Regions from separate parts of the Homo sapiens genome. Here region 1 is linked to region 2. The links are chromatin contacts, found by POLR2A ChIA-PET in ENCODE. All regions are on one chromosome and are shown on one strand. The core of a region is the stretch at or near the end of the contact, and the rest is flanking DNA. Distances in the headings are between cores, read along the strand shown. Region 1 holds the start of LINC02307 (long intergenic non-protein coding RNA 2307). Region 2 holds the start of DORIP1 (dopamine receptor interacting protein 1).

What was found. ChIA-PET counts read pairs that join two places held with the same protein, here RNA polymerase II (POLR2A).
Region 1: POLR2A ChIA-PET joins it to region 2 with 10 read pairs in Panc1. The contact joins the promoter of LINC02307 here to the promoter of DORIP1 in region 2. POLR2A ChIA-PET finds 5 or more read pairs at or near these places in 2 of 52 experiments (Panc1 and WTC11).

Annotation. Positions count from the first base shown.
Region 1 is chr14:44,384,438-44,388,104 of GRCh38, reverse strand. LINC02307 (long intergenic non-protein coding RNA 2307) reads left to right here and starts at 2,044. Exons shown (of 4, transcript NR_187192.1): 1 at 2,044-2,211.
Region 2 is chr14:44,896,017-44,899,929 of GRCh38, reverse strand. DORIP1 (dopamine receptor interacting protein 1) reads right to left here and starts at 2,655. Exons shown (of 5, transcript NM_001017923.2): 1 at 2,362-2,655. It overlaps LOC101927418 (a long non-coding RNA gene), which reads left to right. Exons shown (of 3, transcript NR_110050.1): 2 at 617-700; 3 at 854-1,022. RefSeq lists silencers at 2,001-2,320, 2,341-2,470 and enhancers at 1,837-2,336, 2,961-3,010.

The DNA.
Region 1 (3,667 bases), core at 795-3,294, 510 kb after region 2:
TAATAAAAAGTTAAAGTATTTTTAGATTCCTTACTTTCTCTCACCATCAGTCCCTTCCTCAGAAGTAGCAACTTATGGTATTTTAAGTTCTTTTGGTGGTTATGTCTATAACACTAAATAATATAGTTACACTTTATTTCTTGATTGTCAATTTAAGCAGTATTTACAGATTTTCTAAAATTGATAATGAAGGGGGCTCACTTACTCTTTTAACATTTCATTCTTTCAATCTCTCTCTCTCTCTCTCCCATTTTTATTAGTTATTATATTTTAATTCTTTTATTGATAAGCTGCAAATTCAGCTTCAAATATAGAGTAGAATTTTATTATTGGCATTAAAATCTTTATTTAAAAGAGCAGGCTGGATGCCCTGGTCCACACTTGTAATCCTAGCACTTTAGGAAGTCAAGGCCAGAGGATTCCTTGAGACTAGGAGTTCAAGACCAGCCTGGGCAACATAGCAAGAGCCCATCTCTACATTAAAAAAAAAAAAGAAAAAGAAAAACAGTAGTACTTAACACATATATTTTAAAATATATAACTGAATTATTTCAGTTAACAGAATAATTGATATCTTCTTATAGATTTCTGAGAGGAGTTTTGAAAGTCAGTGATTTTTATGTGAGGTGTATTTCAAGAACTCATTTTTTTCTTTGACTGCCTTTCTCTGATCTTTTTTTTAATCTAAAATTTTGATTTTGCATGTAACAGGGCTGGAGTTTCTTACTATGCAATACAGTCTACACCATTCTTCTGTTAATTGAGCTCATTTTCATCAAAGTTTTGGCCTATTCTTCAAAGAGCTTAGTTTAGTGGAGATCTCTAAGGCTTGAGAAAATGACATTTCTTCCATACATGTACTGTCTCCTGCAGCTTGTTTTTCTTGTATACTTACCTTCTGTCTTGTAACACTGTCTCCTTTTATTTATTTATTTTCACTTTTTTTTTGGTTTTTACTCCTCCTATTGATGTTTTGCTTTCTATTCTATGTTATGGGGCAATAATATTTTATTTTTTCTTATAGTATTGGCATCCTAGCAGAGATATAACAGGAAAATCAGAAAAAGAGAAATTTCTTTCATGGCAGTTCTTTTTCTATATTAGATTTCTCCCCTAAACCCAGAAAATTTGTTTTTTCTTTAAAAACTATTGGCTGCCTATTCCTTTGATTATATATTGGCCTCAAGACTTTCACATTTGAGTCCTTTAGTTCTCTCTGTGTGTTGCATATGAGTAGATGTGATATGCCAGAGCTTCTGAAGCAGAAGCTTTAAAAGGCAGCACACGTTTTTGGCCAGCTCTCTCACTCTTCCCTGTGGCATATCTAAAAGAGGAGCTAGTCCTGCTTTGATTCAGGAATTAGAAGTCCCATCTAGCAGAACCACAACCAATTCATAATTTAGGGGCAATGTGAGTGAAAAATAATTTTATAAGCCACTGGGATTTGGGGGTTGTTGCTTGTTACTTCAGCAAAGCTGATTAATATATGGGTCATATTTAAGCCTCAACCTTTGAAATATCTGGGCAAGGAGGAGCTACTCAGAATTTGAAATCACATGTTATTGAAAAAAGATGTCCAATTATCACATAAGTTTCTCAGCTGGTCTCTTTGAATACCTGAGTAAGAAGCAAAAAGCTGAAAAGATATCCCTCCTAAAATGATTCATCACATTAAATCTTTCTGATGTAAATTGTGAACTTATCCATAAATAATTTTCACTGTGTATAATAATCTGATATTCTTCATTGTAAGGTATAATTCTCTATGGTATTTTCTTGATGTGGGAGGCAGATCCTTCCAATTTCAGTTATTGATTTTATAATCTGGAACTGGAACTGACCAATAATAAAAGAAAATTCTGCTCCCACTGAGACAGCCTGGTGGGAAGGGGGTCCCTGGAGAGACACCAACCAGCCTGCCCACTGGGGTGGTGCCTTGGGAAGTTCAAGACATTTGCAGCAGGGAGGAGCCTGGCGCCTCCTCTTCCTGTGTGAACCTAGGATTTGAATGCGGGCAGGAAGTGCTTTAGCAGGAACTCTGGCCTAGCAAGAGTCCCTGTTTCCCCTTTTTCTTCCTTTTCATCCAATAAAGCTCTGTCTCACTCACCATTCAAATTGTTTATGAGCCTGAATTTTCGTGGCCATGGTGTGTCCGGAATTGGTGGGTTCTTGGTCTCGCTGACTTCAAGAATGAAGCCGCGGACCCTTGCGGTGAGTGTTATAGCTCTTAAGGTGGCGCGTCTGGAGTTTGTTCCTTCTGATGTTCCGATGTGTTCGGAGTTTCTTCCTTCTGGTGGGTTCGTGGTTCTCGCTGGCTCAGGAGTGAAGCTGCAGACCTTCACGGTGAGTGTTACAGCTCTTAAGGCGGCGCGTCTGGAGTTGTTCGTTCCTCCCGGTGGGCTCGTGGTCTCGCTGGCTCAGGAGTGAAGCTGCAGACTTTTGCGGTGAGTGTTACAGCTCATAAAAGCAGTGTGGACCCAAAGAGTGAAAGAACAAAGCTTCCACAATGTGGAAGGGGACCCGAGGGGGTTGCCACTGCTGGCTAGGGCAGCCTGCTTTTATTCTCTTATCTGGCCCCACCCAGGTCCTGCTGATTGGTAGAGCCGAGTGGTCTGTTTTGACAGGGCGCTGGTTGATGCGTTTATAATCCCTGAGCTAGACACAAAGGTTTTCCACCTCCCCACCAGATTAGTTAGATACAGAGTATGAGGCAAAGGTTCTCCAAGGCCCCACCAGAGTAGCTAGAAACAGTGTCCACTGGTGCACTCACAAACCCTGAGCTAGACACAGGGTGCTGATTGGTGTGTTTACAAACCTTGAGCTAGAGACAGAGTGCCGATTGGTGTATTTACAATCCCTGAGCTAGACATAAAGGTTCTCCAAGGCCCCCACCAGACTCAGGAGGCCGGCTGGCTTCACCCAGTGGATCCCCAACCGGGGCGCAGGTGGAGCTGCCTGCCAGTCCCACGCAGTGAGCCCGCACTCCTCAGCCCTTGGGTGGTCAATGGGACTGGGCGCCGTGGAGCAGGGGGTGGCGTTCGTCGAGGAGGCTTGGGCGGCACAGGAGCCCACGGAGGGGGTGGAAGGCTCAGGCATGGCGGGCTGCAGGTCCCAAGCCCTGCCTCACGGGAAGGCAGCTAAGGCCTGGCGAGAAATCGAGCGCAGCGCCGGTGGGCTGGCACTGCTGGGGAACCCAGTACACCCTCTGCAGCCGCTGGCCGGGGTGCTAAGCCCCTCATTGCCCAGGGCCGGCAGGGCCTGCCAGCTGCTCCGAGTGCAGGGCCCGCCAAGCCCACGCCCACCCGGAACTCCAGCTGACCCGCAAGCGCCGCACGCAGCCCCGGTTCCCGCTGGCGCCTCTCCCTGCACACCTCCCTGCAAGCTGGGGGAGTGGGCTCCGGCCTTGGACAGCCCAGAAAGGGGCTCCCACAGTGCAGCGGTGGGCTGAAGGGCTCCTCAAGTGCCGCCAAAGTGGGAGCCCAGGCAGAGGAGGCGCTGAGAGCAAGCGAGGGCTGTGAGGACTGCCAGCACGCTGTCACCTCTCAGTGGGACAAAGAACCCCGTCTTTAACTCAACTAAGGAAAAGTCCTCAACATTTTTGGTGCGCAACGTGGGGGCTCGAGAAGTGGTGAGTGAGATGCAAACCAACAATTCTTTTTCCCTCTCC
Region 2 (3,913 bases), core at 1,406-3,905:
AACCTGGGAGGCGGAGGTTGCGGTGAGCCGAGATCACGCCATCTCATTCCAGCCTGGGCAACGAGTGAAACTCCATCTCAAAAAAAAAAAAAAAAAAAAAAAAAATTCCTAAATGAAAATAAAGCTATTAAAAACATTAACTTTGGTTAGGCATATTCCTAATGTAAACCTCCTCATCTTTCCAAAATACAGGCTGTGCTTGCTTCATTTTCTTGTTAATATGGGTGATTCCACTTAAGAAACTAATATAATGGGATCCTTAATTGGGGGTACAGAATAATAGCCATTACATAATCTTTATATTAACTATACTACATATTTTATTTGTTGTAGAGAAAAACTATGTAAAAAAAAAAACTCCTGTTGCTATATAGACTAAGACTAATTCTGACATTTAGCTTTGAAAGACAGCATGAGGAGTAATCATGAAAATCAATCTTAAGTGAATAGTAGCATAGCTAATATTGCTAATCACTTTGGGATTTTTATTTGCAACTGAGAATTGTGCTATTGTGCAATTTAGATATACTATAATTTTTAACTACAGAGGCTATACTATGAAGATCTGATTCAGAACTTGATAAATATCCTGATTATTCCCTATGCATGTTTTCAGAATGAAGCAAAGCATCCTCCCTTTTCAAACTGGCACTCTTCCCCAACCTTGAGGACCACTAGGCACTTTGTTTTTAAAGCCACAGTAAGTATTTTAATAAATATGTTGTGTTATATGTATGTTATATAGCGCACATACTTTTGAAAGAATGAGTTCTTTTTACAATTGTATTGAAAAAACTCCTTCACTTTACTTGGGACAAGCAAATAAACTAACAACATCATATTGTTTTCCGAGGTTACTTTTATGGAGAAGTATTGTTATGAAAAAAGGGAGGCATCTGAGGAGTGGAAACAGAGAAATGAGTGACTGAGATCAGTGTCTTATTTTGACCATCTTTTCCAAGTGCTGCATCCTCCCAAACACAACATGAACTCAACACTTAATAAAGCTGCAGTCCTACGTGTTTTATTTGTGTAAGAAACTAAGTCCAAAACATTCTGCAACGCGAGTAAAAATTCACTTCTGCAATATATTAAACACACATGAACACAGTGTTTTCAGTTTGAAGCAAGATACTGTGGACTCTAAAATATCCAGTAACTATATTTAGTATGAAGAGTGGATGTTTATATCTAGTTGGCCAACACATTGATTCTAGTCATCCACTTAGGAAGAAGAGGGTGTGGCAAATCTGCAGCCTAGGAAAACACAAACTCAGTTTCTTCGTAATAGATACTGATTCGTTTTGTTTACAAAGATTTTAAAAAACAGTTATGCATTCAAATACTTTAAAAACGAAAATAACTTTATGGTTTGATTTATTTCCGTTGAATTTTAAAGAACTTTGTAGCAAGGTTTAAGATTGCTTAAAGAGCCTGAGTTCGGATTCCTAAAATAGTGCATTGGGAAGGAAGCATAAATCTCTAGGATATTTTCTTCACATTATCTTCAGACATGACCAAATGAAGTGTAACTACCCTTACACTCTAAGAGAATTAAACTATAATGACATATGTGGCATGAAACTTTAGTCTTTCTCTGGAAAAAACGGGAGGAGGGAAGGTTTGGAAGAACTAGAGGATACTAGTTTCATCATGAATTTGGTGATTTGTTCCAAAGTAAATTGCAATAAAAATGAGGGGTGGGGAAAAATGATGGAAAGATAGCTGTGAAGAGCTTTACTTAAAATTGTCTTAGCTGTTTAGCTAGGAACTGTAATTAGAAGGACTGGAGGATGTATTCCGCTGGCTTTATTCTCCAGGCTCTACGGGCCCTCCAATTTGAATAAACCTGGAAAACTCTCCTGACCTCTATTTCTTTGACAAAACATCTTTCTTTCGTGGTGACTTCCAAGGGAGGAAATTGGTACCCCAAGCTAGCCGTGAGGACCCCACCACATGCCCAAGGCATTGAACGCCAGACTCCCTAAGGACTCAGGGATTCTAAAAGTCCCCTCTCAAATCAGCGCCTAAAATACGCCTGTACAGCCACGCGCTACCGCTCCCAGCAGCGCGGGACTTCGGGACAGGGACAAGGCGGACGCTAGGCGTGCGCCCCCGGGGAGCCCCCACGTTCCGGCCACGCCCACCCTGGCCCTGGGCAGCCGCGCCCGGGAGGCCTGGCACCGAGGCGGGCGGGTCCCCGAGTTAGGGGCCCGCGAGTCGGCTGGGCGCCCCCGCCTCTGCCCGGGCAGTGCCCCGCCGAGTGCTCAGAACTGCGGACAAATAGGCTGGAGGGCCGGGCCGCGGAAGGCGTTCCCACACCGGCCAGTCTCCGTCCACCAGGAAGCAAACTCCTCGTACCTCCCTGGGGACCGAAAACTGCCGGTGCCGCCGCACCCGTCGCCGCCGCCGCCTGCTCATGGAGAGCCCGGGCTGCCGCCGCCGCCGCCGCCGCCGCTGCCTCATCTATGAGTACCGCCGGCTGTCTCGGCCTCCCCCGGCGTGAGTTCTGGGCTCTGGCATGGCCTCCATGGCAGCCGCCGCGGCGGGAGCCACAGCAGCTCCAGCGCCCAGGCCCAATCTCACTGGACCCACGGAGCCAGGACAGTGGGACACGTCGCTTCTTATTACGGAGGAAGATTCGGCACGACCTCCGCCCCCCTCCCCCCAACCCCCCCGTTTTCAGCCGCCTGACAGCGCAGCTGCGCAGGCGCGAAGACGCCCCAGCCTAATGTGCGTGTGTCGGCTGTGTATACAGCATCCAGATTCGCCCAATGGGAACCAGGATCAGGTGTGGGGGGCGGGACCTCGCAGAGAGGGGCGGGGTTCCACTGGTAGAAGGTGGGTGGGGAAGCCGGAAGTGGGCAGAGTTTGCACGGAGGCGGAGCTTTATTGGCAAACCTGATTGGCTTTTTGAGGTTTGTACCATTTTAGGACTTGATTTTAGTTTGCTTCTGGGTCTTGTTTTCTCAAATTCTTAACCTAGAAAGAAAGCTTTGTTTTCTCAGTAAATTACGGTTTTTTAAGCGTTTAAGTATTTACTTAGAAAACAGTTGAATTGATCTGTTAAATGCCAGCTTTAGTGTTCAAGTTAATTATTGGCCAATATACTGTAACTTACAGTGGAAGTTAACCCCATTTTGAAAAATTAGATTGTTTTAATTCCATTGTGAAGTTGAAAAAATTGGGTTTTGGAGATAATAAGGTCCCACACAGCAAGTGACGGAGCTGGAAATTACAGTTAGGACAACTTAATGCTAGTTTGTGGGCTCAACCACTATTTCTGTTTATTAGGGCCGAGTTTTTGTATCTCCCGTAAAGAAGCAAGGCCCTGTATGGCTCTGCATCTGGAGAACACAGGCCACCCTGCAAAAACTACCTCTCCTTGCAAGTAGGCATGGAGATCTGGTTGAGATTTTCCCCATCCAGCCTTTCAACAAATAATGAGGGTCTGGAAAGTTAGCTCTAACGTTCAGAACACGTGAGGGCTAATGAGAGAGCTCAAGGCTATCCTAGTAAATCAGTGTGGTTTTCCGTCACAGGCTGAGCCTGGGAGAGGCTGGATGCCTTCTTGACCGGTGTGATGGTCGGCCAAAGCTATGGAGGGGAACTTCCTCATGGATCTCTCTAAAAAAGTCTAGAAATGGAAGAGAGACTTCCATTTCTTGAGTTTTGGCTCTGCCCAAAAAAGAATAATTAATAGCTCTGGCAAAGCCTGCTCTTTTTAGTTTCCTGTTTTTTCTTATTTCTTATGGTATTTTATAGATGAGGAAACTGAGGCTCTTAGAGATAAACTAGTGTGTTGGAAAACTTGCAAAAAGTTCACTCTCAATATTAATCCTCTCCTACAGGTAGAAAAGCCCTTTAAAAATGTTTGTAAATGTGGATTATGTGTTTAATTATAAATCTCTCA